Linked DNA regions of Mus musculus: region 1 is linked to region 2. A link is a loop called in an ENCODE intact Hi-C map of the cell type or tissue named here. Cell type or tissue: left cerebral cortex. All regions are shown on one strand.

Region 1 (8,000 bases), 120 kb after region 2:
TAAAAATCTACCTACTATAGGGTTTGATATACATCAACTGGTGGATAATTAACTTCTCTGTGACTCCTAAAGCTACCATTTTCAGAAGAAAGAGGAAACAGGAAACAAGGAACTGTCTGGAGTAGATGTTGGTGTCATTACTTGCACAGACAGGGTTAGGATAGAAATAAATGTCTCCAATGCATTCAAAATATGCTATATTCTTCATCCTCAGATCTAGCCACAAGTCAGGAAATCATTCCCACCTGTCAGCACTCTTATAGTGGCCTTCAATGCCAACATGGACTATCTGGCCCAAGCAGTCCTGACACTCAGGCCACTCACCTCCAGGAATCGTGAGATGTCCCTCTTGTCACCGACCTCCATAGCTACCACATTCTCAAACATCCAGAAGAAGGGGCGGTCATCCTCCTCCTCAGGGCATGAGTAATTTAGCAATCGGTAAAACTCAAAGAAGAGCCGGCCAGTACCCTCTGCATCCATAAGAGAACATCAGAGAACAGGGTTTGATCGAAAGCTTCCCTGTACGTACACATTCCCTGAGACCAAGAGAATCCAACTATAGCCCATCAGTAAAGCCAACTCATTTCAACCCTTACAGCCCCTGGAGTGACCAGGCAAGAACACAGGGAGCAGCAGAGCATTGTTCGCTGCCATCTTCCTGAGGCCTAAGGATTTGCAAAGGACTGAGTTGCTACAAAAGAATAAACAGAAGCAGACAGCTTCTTCTCTGGCCACCACAGCACTCAGATGTGGTAAGATCTGTGGGAGCCAAAGCAGATGGCTGCTCACCAAACAGGCCTTTCCTGACAGGATTCACACAGGAAAGATCATTGCAGGGGCTTCCACCAATCACCAGGTCGAACGGGCCCCACTCGTCAATCTGAGGGAAAAACACAAAGGGCTGGGATAAGCCTAAGGAGGGAGGGAATGGAAGCCTTCATTCTGGGGTCCACAAGGTGTCTTGGAGGGTTCAGGTACTTGCCATGCAAGCCTGGCTACCCCAGTGTGATCCCCCAAAGCTCTGTAAATATGGAAGGAGCAGACTGAATCCACAAGTGGTCTTTCATCTCCACACATGTGCCATAGTACTGGCAGCCACAGCTATGTGTGTGTATACATGTGCATGCACACATATCACACTAATAACAGTAACAACAACAACAACAATAATAATAATTCGCTTTAATGTAAAAGAAATAAAGCTTAGATTCTTAGTGAAGTGGCTAAGAAAACTCAATTCTAGAAATTTCCTTAGTCAGCAACTCCAGGTACAGTCCATAAAACCTGAATGCTCACATGTTCCACTAAAAGAAATTAGCGCTGAATTGTTCCGACTTCGCTGCTTTTTACCAAATGTCTCTGGTTCCCTTCTACCCACAACTCTGGGCATGAGGGAAAGAGATAGCATGCTGTGAAACCAAAGTCCATGGAAGAATGAGAAAGAGATGAACCCCAGGAGAAAGGCCACCCTCACATGTTCCTTTGTAATGTTCCTGATGTCATCCACATATTTGATTTGGCCTTCATGCTTAACGGTTCCCACAGCGATGGACTCTGCACAGACTTCGGAGGCAATGTACTTTTCCACTTTAATACCCAACTCCTTGAGCACCAAGTACCCTGTGAAGGATCAAAGAGAAATGTGAGGCCAAGTGTGGGGCCATCATCCCCACGGTGTCCTCCTGCAGCACAATGAGGACCCTCAGTCCATCCCTGTCACCTGAGAGGATCTGTGTCAACCCCAGGGGACCTCAGGCCCCATTGACTGTCTCATTCCAAGTATGGGAAATCTCACAAAGTGGAAAGGAATCAGGAGTGAGGAAAGTATTTGTTGCCTAATTGACTGTAAATGTATCTATGTAAATGTAGAAGGAAACATGTAAGAAGAAGTGTTAAAATGCAAGAGCTAAGACGTATGAACTTCCAAAGAGGGATGAAGAGCATCATGAGCCACAGCAGACCTGAGAGTGTGGTTCGTGTTGACTGATTCCTGCAGCTATACAAAATAAAGAAGATAGAGAGGGCCAGGACTGAAGAGCACAGCCTGCTGGAGAGGAGAGCACTACCTGATAGGGAGCACTGCCTGATAGGGAGCACTGCCTGCTGGGGAGCACTGCATGCTGGAGAGCACTGCATGCTGGAGAGCACTGTCTGGCCAGCAAACTCTCAGATGCTTGAAGGAAAACAAGATGCATGTCCCTTTAGAAATGGCCAGTGGACCCAGGCAGGGAACATGGCAGGAAAAGGAACTTGCCACCAAGCCTGACACGTGGGTGACATACACGGAACAGATGTTGTCTCTGATCCCCACGTGTCTATGGGGCAAACACAGTCTTATACAGTCACACACATACATAAGCCCAAGAGTAGCATGAGAAGGCAGAGGCCATGGACACAACAGCACAAACAGGCACACATGACACCTCTGCTATGAATGTTCTCAATGGCTACATAGGAGACACCTTCATCTGCCTAGATGTTTCGTTCATTCATTGTCCCAACAGAGCATCAAACTCACCTGTTGCAATTCCATCAAACAGAGACAGGACTCTAATGGGCCTCCTTTTGGCTGCAGGAATCGCTGGGTACAACTTGGGCGGCTCCTGCTAGATAGGAAAGAGAGAGAGAGAGATATCCAGAGTATCCATCCATCCTCCAGAGCCCAGAGGCTATGATGGGAACTGGTGAGAACGTGTTTGACACAGGCTGGCCATTCTGTCCTTAGACAGGAGGCACAGCTGCCTCCTACAGACACACAGACAGATAAGGAGTTTGACTGGTAACTGCCAAGGCCTCTAAGAACAGAAGATAAACTCCTACAGTGTGGGAGCAGCTGGTCCCAGGCAGTTCTGATGTTTGTTTCTTGTTCCCTCATCAGAAGGGGCTTGAATTGTCTGCTAGGTGTCAGTCAACTGGCAAGGGCTCCAAGCCTGATGGGAACTGGGTCTGTGAGGTTGAAATGGTTTGCACATGGGGTCTTGCTGCACATTCCAGATGGACTCAACCCAGGTTGCCTTTCAGCTCAACACACAGCTCATGGTTCAGCTTTCTGTGCTCTGATTTCAACCTTTCTTACTATGCCTGTTGCTGTATCTCATACAGTATCTCACTATGGAGCCTTGAATGGCCAGGAACTCACTATGTAGACCAGGCTATCCTTGAGCTCAGAGACAGGCCTGCCCCTGCTTCCTAGGGTCTCAGATTAAAGGCTTAACTCTTGCTTTTACATATACACAGGATTTCACAGGATTCCAGATTCCTGGGGACTATAATTGAATGGGTCACTTACAAATTCTTCCAGGTCAGGATCAGTAGTGAAGAAGTCTTGCAGGCGCATGTTCCAATCTTTCCTGCGTCGGAGGACCCCATGGCAGCGCTGAGGGAGGCACATATAGCAGCTCCAGGGTTCCTGCAGCTTGACATCCTCAGCTGTGCCTGCACCCACCAGCACCTCCAGACACTCCACACAGAAGCATCTGTATCGAGTATCCAGAGAGAATCGGCATCAAGGTTACCAGGCGATCGTCCTGCAGACCAAGTTCCCTGGGGGACGACCACCTCCTGCCTCCTAGTGTTTTTCAGCTACAGGGTAAGAAACCACTTCTTGGATATGGATCATCCAATCTCCTCCAAATCCAGACCCTTCCAACCAAAGGCACACAGGTCTGACTTCATGGGCACACCTGACCTGAGCCCAGCATTCAGTGCATCAATTCAGTACACACTTGTGAGCAACGGATTCCACAATGGATTCCACTGGGTGCTCATTTTCTGTTTGGGTTTAGCTGACTACAGGCTGCTGGTTCTGCGGGGTTCAACCCAGCACCAGAGACCCACTTGTTCAGTCTGCACCAAGGGTCACTCACCTGCAGCAGCTTGTGTTACTGCACAGCAGCAGTTCACGGCCCTCACAGCACACGGTGCAGTAGGACTGATAGCCGTCCTCGTCATACATGTAGAAGAGCTCTAGGAAGCGGTCCTGGCCACCAGAGAGAGGCAGGTGAGACTACAGCCCTGATCTCAGCCATGCCTGGCTAGCAAGCCCCTGGGGCCCTAGCTGGTGGCCTGGTATGCTCTTCAGAGACAGTACATGTGACCTGAGTGTCGTGTGGAGGGCCTTCTCTGCTATAGCACCTGTCCCTCAATCAGGAAGGGTGTGGGGGGTGCCCTAGGGAAGGAAGCTGTTCACTAGTGCCTGGAGCAGGGACTGTGCTGGGAGCCTGGATGGGGATGGATGTGGCATGGGAGGGAGAAGACTTACCCGGCAACTCTGACAGAGCCCACCCTCAAAGAGGGGGTGGAAGGACACAGGGTCCTTCCTACCGCACGACAAACAGTGGTCTGAAAGAAAGAGAGGTGCCAGAGGTTATGTAAACCAAGGGCCTAATATCAGCTGCCCAAGCCTTAGTCCTGACAGTTTTGAGCATTTCTTCTTGCCAGCTGTACCCTGAGAATTTTGTGCCATGTCCTGTGTTGATTGCTTTTACCAGCCTCTCAGAAGAGACTGGGCGTGTTCAGGGTGGGTGCTTAGAACCAATAATGCTATAAGTGCCATCTTCACTTCATTGTCTGGGAAAGACCAGCTCAAATGAACAAGAAGCAACACAAGGGAGGCAAAGGGCTGGCCAAGCAGAAAGATAGAAGGCCAAATAGTGTTCTGGGTCTTTCACAAGTGTTCAATTCCAGACACTGGGGCCCTAGTAGTGAGTCTGATTGGCTTGGTGATAGATACCAAGGCTGCCTGCAACCACAACTGGTAAACATAGCATGTGATTACAATCCCAGTAATCTCAATAAAAAACTAGTTTAGAGCCTTGGCTCTAAACTGACCACCATTCAAGAGGACAAAACCATTACATGACCAATACTGCCCCACTACAAGGAACAAATGGTGGATCACTCTTGGGGTACATAGATGACTGTGGGTTGAAAGTCTCTAAATTGTCAGTACTGCTCTAAACTGCAGCTTGCACAGGGTGCCCATAGTACCCTGGGTCCAGGTTTGTTTTCTGACCCAATAAGGAGTAACTATTTGATAAATATTTGAAGATTAAGACACGTTGGGCCAAGAATGTAAATGAAGAGCCCACCGTATATTCAAACTCCACTAGGTCTGTTCATGTCAGATTTCTGAATTCTAGTGCAGTACCCAGTAGGGGAAAGGAGATCAGAATTAGCTCGAGGAGGACCCAATGGCTCCATTTAACCTAAAAGCTAGATGTGCTTATTACATGGAAAAAGTTCAAGGTACCATTGATCTGAGTTCCCAGGTACTGACTAAAGTACCACAGCTTCCATTCTTCCCGAACTCCAGTCACCCAGGTAAGCAACCTCATCAGACTCAGTTAAAAATGGAAGCAAACCATACATACCACTTTATTCAATAAATAAATAAATAGACATATAGCAACAAATATGAAGGAGCAGAAATGGTCCTGACCGAGATCAATGCCCAGGCCTCTGGATTAAACCCATGCAGAAGGACAAAGCCAGGGTAAGGCAGGCCCGGGGCAGCCCCAAAAGGAGGGATGGGAGACAACAGTACCTTCCAGATTGCCCTTGTTGTTGGTGACATCAGAAGCCATCTGTTCTGTTGAGGAAAGGGGGACAGGTGTGAGATGAGGTGGGGAAGTCTCTCCTGGCCCTCAGCCTTGCTCCCCTGTACCCCACAGTGCAGTGGTCCTGAGGGCCTGCTGCTCCCAGTTCTGCACCATGCATCCCCAGACCTTCCAGCATCTCCCCCACATCACCTCGGCTCTCCTCATCCTCCCCTCGGTCCTTCCCGCCATAGCTATTTGTCTTGAGGCGCTTGGGTGGGGAGGACTCAGAAGCAGCAGGGTCATTGGTTGTGCGTCTTCGACTTTTGTTCTCTGAAAGGGAAGCAGACGGGATTTGTCTGAAGGGTCTAAGAGACAAAGCAGGACAAGGCCATGTGTTGCCTGGGATCCAGCTGCATCTACAGCAGGGGACCATGATGGGCATAGAGAATCCCAGATGGGAGCCCAGAGCAGAAGCCAATTCAAAGCTCCTCTCACCCAGGAAGCAGGCCATCCTCTCATGTTTATAGGTTTACACATCTGAATCTGTAAGGAAATCAGTCCTGAGAACCAGCTCATTACTGTGACATACAGTGATGTCTGCCAATGGCCAACAGGAGCATGGAACTACTAAGTATTTGAAATGCCAGCAGGAACAGGATCTCACTCACACAGAAAGTCAGGTTTAAATTGTCAAGTGATGCTACTGACTTGGTTAATTTGGACTGGCTTGAACCCTGGAATCTATTTAGCCAATTTATGAAGTTAATTAATAAGTATTCCTTAATCAATTTCTGTTTAGCTTTTACCTAATGGCATAATTTTTTGAATAGTACTAACAGAGAAGTGAACTAACTAAATATATGTAGGCTAAAAGTGAAAATGCTAAGTTTTAAAAATATTAGGTCAAAATTTATGATTAACATTAATTTCACCTGATTCTCTACAATGAAACTACTAGAAACTAATTCAAACACATTCTGTGGCTCTCATGCAATAATGTTTATTTATATTTTTATTGGATCGGTTGAATCATAGTGGACATGGTTGAATCTGACTCACACACTGGGAAAGAAAATTAGATACCCATCAAAAGCCATGAGGAAGCCTGATGCGGTGACATATGCTAAGAAATCCAGCACATGGCCAAACAGGCATACATAGTGAGACTGTTCTCTCAAAAAACAAAAGCACAAGGTATGTTTGATGATAAAGTGACATCTTCCAGTGCTTATATATACACATTAATATTAAGAGATAAGAAGGGCTGGGCAATGGTGGCACACTCCTTTAATCCCAGCACTTGGGAGGCAGAGGCAGGTGGATTTCTGAGTTCAAGGCCAGCCTGGTCTACAGAGTGAGTTCTACGATAGGGTTACACAGAGAAACCTGTCTCGAAGAAAAACAAAAACAAAAACAAACAAAAAGAGATAAGAAGAAAAATAGGTGTCCAAAGATTGTAGGAGACTGGATGTGCACCCAAGGTTTGCCTGAGGGTCATACATGGGGGGGGGGGGGGTTTGTGAATGATTCAGATCAACCAAGGAGATTTGATTCTTCTCCAATGAGCACTATAGATGTCAAGAAATGGGAAGGTAGAGCAAAGAAAGCAGAACAGTCAGAGGTGGTACGGGAATACCATGTCCCCCGGGTTCCTTCCCACCTGGTTGCTTCTTGTTGGGTTTGAGGCCCTCGATCCCAGTGGGCTTGAAGCCACCGTGGGCCCACTCCAGCATGGGCTTCAGCTGGTCCTCCAGTGACTCTCCAGGACTGCTGGGGCAGGCCTTGCCAGCTCTCACCCTGGCTTTCTGCCAAGACACAAATAAAGGCAAACTCTGTCCGTGAATGAATGGGAGCAGGCGATTGAGGTATGTGCCAGGGCAAACCCAGGGATTCCCCCTGCTGGGGCCTGCATTCCCTAAACAGTGGTGTCTTTCAGAGCTAGACAGCTGTCCTGGGCTGTGTTATGTGACAGGAGTCTGCTTTTAGGGGGACTGGTTAAGGAAACAATGGACCACAGGGGCAGGCACCAGAGATATGACCTCTTCCCTGTAGAATCACAGTGGTCAGCTCTCCCCCAAAGGAAGGTTTCAACTCAGCCTTGTTAGTTAAAAATAGGAGCCTCCAGCAGTTTTACCTTACCCTCCTGTAGCTCTTCTCAGACAACAGACTTCTCACTGCCCTTCTCTAAGAAGATGTGAATGGAGGCAAGCATTCTTCATTTTAAGGGCCATTACAATTTGCATGTCTAATTAGGCACTTGGCCAAGTGGAACAAACAGGCTGATAGGGGTTGGAGGGGATTGGTGGGGAGCCTAATGGCTCAGAGGAGATAAACTATTCACAGACAAAGGGAGGAGACCACTGACCTCAGCTCCTCCTCTAGGCCTTGAAGGATCCTGCTTAAAGAAAGAGAGCTCACCACCTCTGGATAGCGTACTCTGCAGTATTGCTGCTGCCC
Region 2 (8,000 bases):
TTGTATGCTGCCCCCACAATTTTGCTTGCCTGCAGGAGTCACAAGGTAAGAAGAATGGCCAGAAGCCAGGTCCTCCTTCCTCCCCACACTGTCCCCACCTGCTTGTCCTTGGTCCATCGAGTCCAGCTCTCCTCGATGTCTTCAACAGAAGGCGATTTGGTCCATGGAGATGTGAGGGACATCTGCTGCAGCTTGGACCATGCCTCAGTTTCTTTCTCAGCTCTCCCACGCAGAAAGGCTAACAGCACTGCCTGCTCTCGCCGCTGGTACACCAGGGCTTCAGCCAATTCCTTGCTGTGAAAAGCTTCCTTTAAACATACACCTCCCATTTCACTACCATCTGCCCGCCCCACCCCCACCCCCACCCCCACCCCCATCCCCCACTCCTGCAGAGGGCCTTCCCTTTCTGGGTCTGGCCTTCTCCAACCTTTCCTGCCCTGTACCCCCCCGCACCCCCCCCCCCGCCCCCAGGCCCCAGGACTGAGCAAGCACTGTGTAACATGAGCAAGGCCCAGATGGACTGGCCCAAGATTTTCTGTGTTTTCTTCCATTTGAGTTCACCTAGAGACCTGGCAGGATATTTAAACACCCGCAACCCAGAGAAGCTCTGCCTCACCTTGTTCTCTAATCTCCCACAACAAGTCTGTCTCTCCCAAGAGAAGCACACCTTGATGAAACCACAGGAGCCATAAAGATGCCATGAGTACCTGGAAAACCCCTACTCGAATATCAAAATCAACTCCGCAATATCACCTAGGAAGGCTTCCTCATTTAATCCAGTCAGGTGGACAACCTCTAGACAACCGCTTTTCCCAACAATTATCAGACAAACCTCAGCTATGAATTTACATACCTATCTCCCCTTGTGGCTTCTCTCAGGCTAGACCTATGTGTGATGGTATCAGATGTAACCAAAGGCCTTGTCATGAGAGGCACTGAGCCACAACTCCACCCATAAATAAATGAAAGAGAGAGGGAAAACATAACTGAGGCAGGGTCCCTCTGTTGTAGCTCTGGCTGTCTTGGAACTCTGTAGACCAAGCTGGCCTTGAACTTACAGAGATCAGCCTGCCTCTGCCTCCTGACTGCTGGAATTAAAGTTGTGCAAAATCATGCCCAGGAATTTAAAAAAAAAAAAAAAAAAAGAAAGAAAGAAAGAAAGAAAGAAAGAAAGAAAGAAAGAAAGAAAGAAACAAAAAAGAAAAAGTGAAGAGACTGAAATCATTTGAAATTTGAGTAAGAATGTAGTGGGTGGTGGGAAGGAAACCAGAGGAGAAGCAATATCTGGAGGAACACTCTCTCCCCCCTATATCACACAGATGTCTGTTCAGGACCTTCATAGGCCTGGGTGGCCCCCTGTCATGTGGTAATGACCTCTACAGTTGCCATTCTGCAGGGCTCCTTCTGGGCTGCTCTTCTTTGTTGGCTCCGCCCCACAGTTACCTGGCAATAGCCAAGTGTGCCTGATGCACTATAAAAGGGGCTGCTTGCCCCTTCTCACTCTCTTGCTCTCTTCTCTTCTCTTGCTCTTGCTCCCTTATCCTCTTCCCCCTCTCCCCATTCCCCTCCCCACTCTCTCTCCACAGGGTCATTGCTGCCCCACCCCCGCCTTTCTCTGTCTCTACTCCCTCAGCTCCCCTCCCCATGCCCTGAATAAATTCTATTCTATACTATACTGTGTGGTTGGTACCTCAGGGGGAAGGGATGCCTCAGCATGGGCCTGCAGAGGCACACCCCCTTCCCGCACACCATACCGTACCTCCACCAAACATATTCCTGGCCTTTCCTTTCTTGTTATAAAACACAACATTCCTGACTGCTTGGTTTGGGCACTGAGATGGCTGAATGGGGCCACACGTTGCCTTCGGACCCTAAGCTTCTCATGCCATGCCAGGCTGGGGCCAGGGAGCCCCAGGTTGGCTCCAGGAACTCACTCCATCTCTAGGAAGGAGTGCTTCAGGGTGGCACCGGTTGTAGCAGGCTTCTTCTCCAAACTTGCCCCCTGCTCCAGTTCATCCACCATCGCAGCCTCTTGCAGTCTCTTCCAGAGATTCAGGCCAAATGTTCCTGTCATGAGACCAGACCCTGTTCAGAACCAGGACTCTGAACCCCACTGCCCTGCCCCTCCACCCCACCCACTCAGCTGAACGCTGAGTGCCTGCCTCATGCCAGGTATCATACCGGCAACGCCAAATCTCTAGACTCGCCAGACTCCAGTCCTAGGAAATACCTGGAGCTCAGGCCTAGAGGGTCCTGGGCCACGTGTAGGCTGACATGGGAAGAACCCTAGTGGCCCTCACTCAGTCAGATTCCCAGCAGCTTATGTGAGAAATGACAAGGGCATAAAATGGCTGGGACCTGTCTAGGTGAGATCTGGGGTAGAGCAGGAGAGAGAGAAGTCAGATATTATCCTGACATGGATGACCTGAACTCAGTCCCCAAACTGACGTGATAGAGAAAGAACTAACTTCTGTGAATTCTGATCACCACGTGTGTGCAGTGGCACAGGGGTGTTATGCCGTGCGTGTGTGTGTGTGTGTGTGTGTGTGTGTGTGTGTGTGTGTGTGTGTGAACCCACCCCTCCCTAACACAACAAATAGATAGATAGATAGATAGATAGATAGATAGATAGATAGATAGATAGATAAAAGACAGACCATTCTCCTGATGTGGAATTGTGAAGTTAAGAAACAGAAAAGATACAGGTTGTAAAATCCCATTTTGGAGACATTACCGAAGAGCTATAGCAGCAAATATTGTTAGCATTTTGTCTAGGCTCTAGCCCACAGTTACCTGGCAGCAGCCAAGTGTGCCTGACTCACCATAAAAGGGGCTGCTTGCCCCCTCTGCTCTCTCTTGCCTTCTTGCTCCCACTCCGTCCTCTCATCCCTTCCCCCCTCTCTCCATTCCCCTTTCCCTTTCTCTCTCTACATGCTCGTGGCCGGACTCTACTTTTCCTCTCCCCCCGCCCCCCCCCCCCCGCGCGCGCCTTTCTCTGTCTACTACCCTCTCAACTCCCCTTCCCATGCCCTGAATAAAGTCTATACTATACTATCCTGTGGCTGTTCCCTCAGGGGGAAGGGATGCCTCAGCATGGGCCAGCAGGGCACCCCCTTACCCCACACCTGACTACACCTCCACCAAACATATTCCTTCTCTTTTTATAAAACACAACAAATACAAAAGCAACTAGAAATGACAGAGAAGTCTGCAGGGAACACTGGTCTGGACATCACTCTCTTCTCCGGGAGTTCCTGGTCTGTGCCTAAGCTTCCATAGCCAAGCTTGGCCTGGATGCCAGGATGCAGCTGTGGGACCAGCTGAGCTCTTGCCAGCCCCGCAGCTGGCAGGACTGAGTCTCCATCCAAAATGTGCAAAATCCTGTGAGGAGCTCAGTGAGCACTCAGGATTATAGGCCTGGGCTGGACTGAGATCGAGAGAGAGAGAGAGAGAGAGAGAGAGAGAGAGAGAGACTCCCAAGAAGCAGCCCAGCCAAGTCTGCTTTGACATACCCAAAGATAAGGTAAGCCAGATCTGCCTAAGTCCACTCTCCAGCCCCTCCAGCTCAGACGCAGCCAGAGGAGGTGAGAAAGGAGCAATGCCACCTTCCAGCTTCACGGATCAATTACAGGACATCCTCATCACAACATCCAGGAAAACCTTGTCATTGTCATGTTGCATTTTTTAAATGTTTATTGGTAAACTGACGTTTATTTTGAGCTCACTGGGAAGCCTGCTCTGGAAGCAGGGTGACCCACAGGGTCTCTCTGTGTAGCCCCGGGTGTCCTAGAACTGACTGTGTAGACCAGGTCAGCCTCCAAGTCAGAGACCAGCCTGCATCTGCCTCCCAAGTGCTGGGATTAAAGGTGCTCCACCACCTGGCTTATGCTTATTTCTTAAGAGAAATGAGCAGACTCTACCAGATATACAATTTTCTAAAGCTCACCAGCACAAGCCAAGCCGGGTGGATGTGTAAATGTATGTGAGGATGGTTGATGGCTACTTGGATACAACCGGACAGATTGGCATCTTGCAAGATTCTCTGAGCAGCTGGGAGACCCTTCTCCCCACAGGGCATCGGGGTAATAATGCTAGGTGTGTTCTGTTAGGGACGGAGACAGAAAAGGCCATGCTTCAGCAGCACCCATACCTATGGCATCACCAGAGAGTCTCCAAGCCTTGACATCCCGGTCCTGGCCCGCACTGACCACCAGCTGGAAGGAGTTCACATACAGGATGTCTGTCACGCTGTCCAGGTGGCTGTTCCAGGTAATCAGAAGTGGTGGGGGAACCAGAGAAAAGGTCTGTCCTTCCACAACCTGTAGGGGGCAGTAAGGAGTGACTTACATCACTCTCCCTCGCAAACGCCTTAGCATGGAGGTTCTCAGCCTGTGGGTCGAGACACCTTTGGGGGTCACCTCTCAGATATCCTGTATATCAGATACTTACATTATGGTTCAGAACAGTAGTAAAATCACATGCATGAAGTAGCAATGAAATAATGTGGTGCTTGGGGATCACCGCAACATGAAGAACTGGATCAAAGGGGTGCAGCATTGGGAAGCTTGAGAACCAGTGCCTAAGCTTAGCAGGTACCCAGGACCCAGAGCAGCAGAGTCCAAAGAAGGGCACCCGGACACCAACCAATGAACCAGCTCTGGACACTTCACATTAGCCTGCCGGCGCTGACGTGTGAGCTGAGAGCCTGTGCATTCATTGACCATCTCGTTGGAACCTCCCAACCTTATAGGCCACAGAGCATGTCCACCACTTTACTGAGAAGGAAGAATCAGAGATATTCAGAAATCAGCCTGAAGTCACAGAGCTAAAAAGTAATGGACCAGGATGTGAGCCCGCATGTCTTCTAATTCCCTTCACCCAAGCATTCAAAGAACAGACTGCATGGGGTGTCTGGGGACACAGCTGACATCACACTGGGAAAGGTGTTACACTGTGAGAGAAAAGGACTCTATGTAACTGAGAAGTGATCAGGACCGTGTGTGTGTGTGTGTGTGTGTGTGTGTGTGCATGTATGCATGTATGTGGTGTACATATGTATCAGCATGTTTACCTGTGTTTGGCCCATGTGTATGCAAGTGCACATGTGTGTAGATGGCACAGGTAGAGGCCTGAAGTGGACCTCTGGCGTCCTTGATCTCTCACGATCTCTTGCTGAACCCGGAGTTTGCCAATCTCAGCTGATCTAGCTAACAAGCTCACCCCAGGGACCCCCAGTCTCTGGCCTATGCAGTGCCTGTCCAGCTGTCAGATGGGTTCAAGGGGTTCAAAATCCAGTCCTCGAATTTGTGCAGCAAGTATTGTATCCATTGAGCCATCTCCACAGCCCCAACCGTTTTAAGATAAAACAAGACCAAGGAATGGACATTTCTTCAGCTATAAACAGGAATGGTAAGCCAGACTAATGCAAACTATGGCCCAACAACAGAGGACTGCAGAGAACTCAGAATCCATCCTAAGCATATGCAAAACCCTGGAATATAAGCGTGGTTCAAAAACAGGGCCAGACAAAGAAGGGCTGTCGAAAGAAAACTGACCACTGTCCCATCTAAAACTAAAATCAATTGGGTTTTCGGTTTTCATGAAAGTTCTCATGAAGCCTCCACTGGCATCAAACCTGTCTCCTGGGAGACTCTCGGGAGAGTTTGCAGAACTGTTGTTTGCATTTCCGCTACCCAGGGAAATTCACCCAAAAAGGCACTTGTGCCTAGCGTTCCCTCAGTGAAGCGTTCGTCCCTACCTCCACCCCTTACCTGCTTTATTCACATATCCCGAGTCTCCAGAGTTTCTATCTCTTATCGAGTTGGCATACCTTGAGGGGTTCATGTCTTCCTTAGATTTTATTCATTTTCTTTTTTTAGAGTAAAAAAAAAATTATACCCAGTTGGTGTTGGCACACACCTTTCATCCCACCACTCAGGAGGCAGAGGTGGGCAGATCTCTGAGTTCGAGGCCAGCCTGGACTAAAGAGTGAGCTTCAGGACTGCCAGGGCTACACAGAGAAACCCTGTCTCAAAAAGAAGACAAAAACAAAAACAAACAAAAAATTATAAACTGTTTTTAATGTCAATAATAAGCAACAACTCAAATAAACACATGTGATTCCATGTGGTGGCACTAGAAAGTAAACTGTCATCTGACTAGAAAGTCTGACTGTGATTTGCTGTCCCTGAGATGGGAGCATGGTATGCCACACATAGTCTATAGCTCACTAACAAAATAAAGGCTAAAGCCATCCGAGACTCTAGTACATCTAGGAAAATCTCTTGAGAAAGCCCAGTGCCCTTCCAATGATAAGAACTCTCACCAGCTTAGGCATGCTTAGGAGTGGGGAAGGCTCACTCAGCAGGACAGCACCAGCGCCAGCAAACCCTCAGCTAATGTGAGACTCAGCACCATAAAAGCTCTTCCTCTCAGATCAGGCATAAGGCAGGGATACCGCTCCCATTCCTACTCCACATGGTCCTAACCTGAGCAAGCAGGCAAAGGGGAGAAAGACAAGGTACTCGAATAAAAAGAATAGGTAAGCCAGGCAGTGGTGGCGCACACCTTTAATCCCAGCACTCGGGAGGCAGAGGCAGGCAGACTTCTGAGTTCAAGGCCAGCCTGGTCTACAGAGTGAGTTCCAGGACAGCCAGGACTACACAGAGAAACCCTGTCTCGAAATAAAATAAAATAAAATAAAATAAAATAAAATAAAATAAAATAAAATAAAATAAAATAAAATAAAATAAAATAAAATAAATAGGTAAATGCACTGTCAGCTGATTCGATGGTCTGATACACAGAAACCCTAAAAACACCACTCAAAAATGGAGATGGTAAAGAAATTTGGTAAAGATACAGAACACAAAAACCAAGGCCAGTCTAAGCACTCTGTTACAGCAATCAGAGCAGAGCCAGACATGGTGGTGGAAGCCTGCTATCCCAGCCCTCACAAATGGAAGTAGGAGGACCAGGAGTTCGAAGGACAGCTTTAACTGCATTGCAAGTTCAAGAATGCCCTGGGTTATGTGAGACCCTGTCTCAAAAACAGTAAAGAAGGAAAGAAGGAAGAAAGAGGGGAGGAGGGAGGAGAAAATCAACATGCAAAATTCAGTAATATGATATAGGTACATACAGCTCAGTATTGCAATACTTGCCTAGCATATAAAAGCCCTGCATTCAACTCAGACAGACAGACAGACAGGCAGACAGGCAGACACAGGAAGAGCAAGCGTTGGTGAAATGCAGAGAAAAGTGAACATTCACACAGTCTGAGTAGACATTAAATCTGCACACCCACTATGAGCATAATACAAACATTTCTCAATGAGACCGCCACACCATCCAGCAGCCGTATTCCTGCAACACAGCCAGTGGAACTGAAATCAGACTGCAGAACGTCTCTCCTTCCCTGTGACCATAGTGTTACAATAGCAAGATAGGGCGCCAGACAAACTACACACTAACAGACTGATGGATAAGGAATGGATGTGTGAATACATGGACTCCTACTCATTCTTCCAAAAAGAAGAGAAAAGAAGAGAAGAGAAGAGAAGAGAAGAGAAGAGAAGAGAAGAGAAGAGAAGAGAAGAGAAGAGAAGAGAAGAGACGAGACGAGACGAGACGAGACGAGAAGAGAAGAGAAGAGAAGAGAAGAGAAGAGAAGAGAAGAGAAGAGACGAGACGAGACGAGACGAGACGAGAAGAGAAGAGAAGAGAAGAGAAGAGAAGAGAAGAGAAGAGAAGAGCTGTTATTTGTCATAAAAGGTAAATTCCATATAACCTCATGTATTTATTAGAATGGCAGGGGTATTAGTAAAAGGATTCTATGTGTGTGGAATCTTTAAGAATGTATATATGTATGCATGTATATGTATACTGCTACATATACACATAAATGCATTAATGCATGCCATGAAGACAGAAGGAGGATTTGGGGGTAAAAGGAGACCAGCGATTGGGGTCAGGGAGAGGAAGGGAGAGTCGTGGGAGCAGTA

The links. Hi-C counts contacts between places; a loop is a spot of excess contacts. Peaks named below come from ENCODE experiments on the same cell type or tissue, not always from the same donor. Only the 100,000 strongest peaks of a DNase experiment are listed, where the experiment ranks them.
Region 1: it touches region 2 in a loop (4-fold over the local background); 2 of 42 quality-filtered maps call a loop at or near these places.

The regions. Positions count from the first base shown.
Region 1 is chr2:153,712,828-153,720,827 of GRCm38, reverse strand. It overlaps the pseudogene Dnmt3b-ps1. Among named protein-coding and RNA genes, the nearest start is that of Mapre1, 24 kb to the left of the region's middle. In left cerebral cortex, no CTCF peak of the experiment used is centred here; a DNase peak (open chromatin) is centred at 7,387; H3K27ac peaks cover 492 bases.
Region 2 is chr2:153,835,185-153,843,184 of GRCm38, reverse strand. Efcab8 (EF-hand calcium binding domain 8) reads right to left here. Exons shown (of 29, transcript NM_001370916.1): 25 at 4,151-4,319; 26 at 1,935-2,067; 27 at 99-294; 28 at 1-29. Among named protein-coding and RNA genes, the nearest start is that of Sun5, 32 kb to the left of the region's middle. In left cerebral cortex, a CTCF peak has its summit at 4,318 (motif pointing right); no DNase peak of the experiment used is centred here.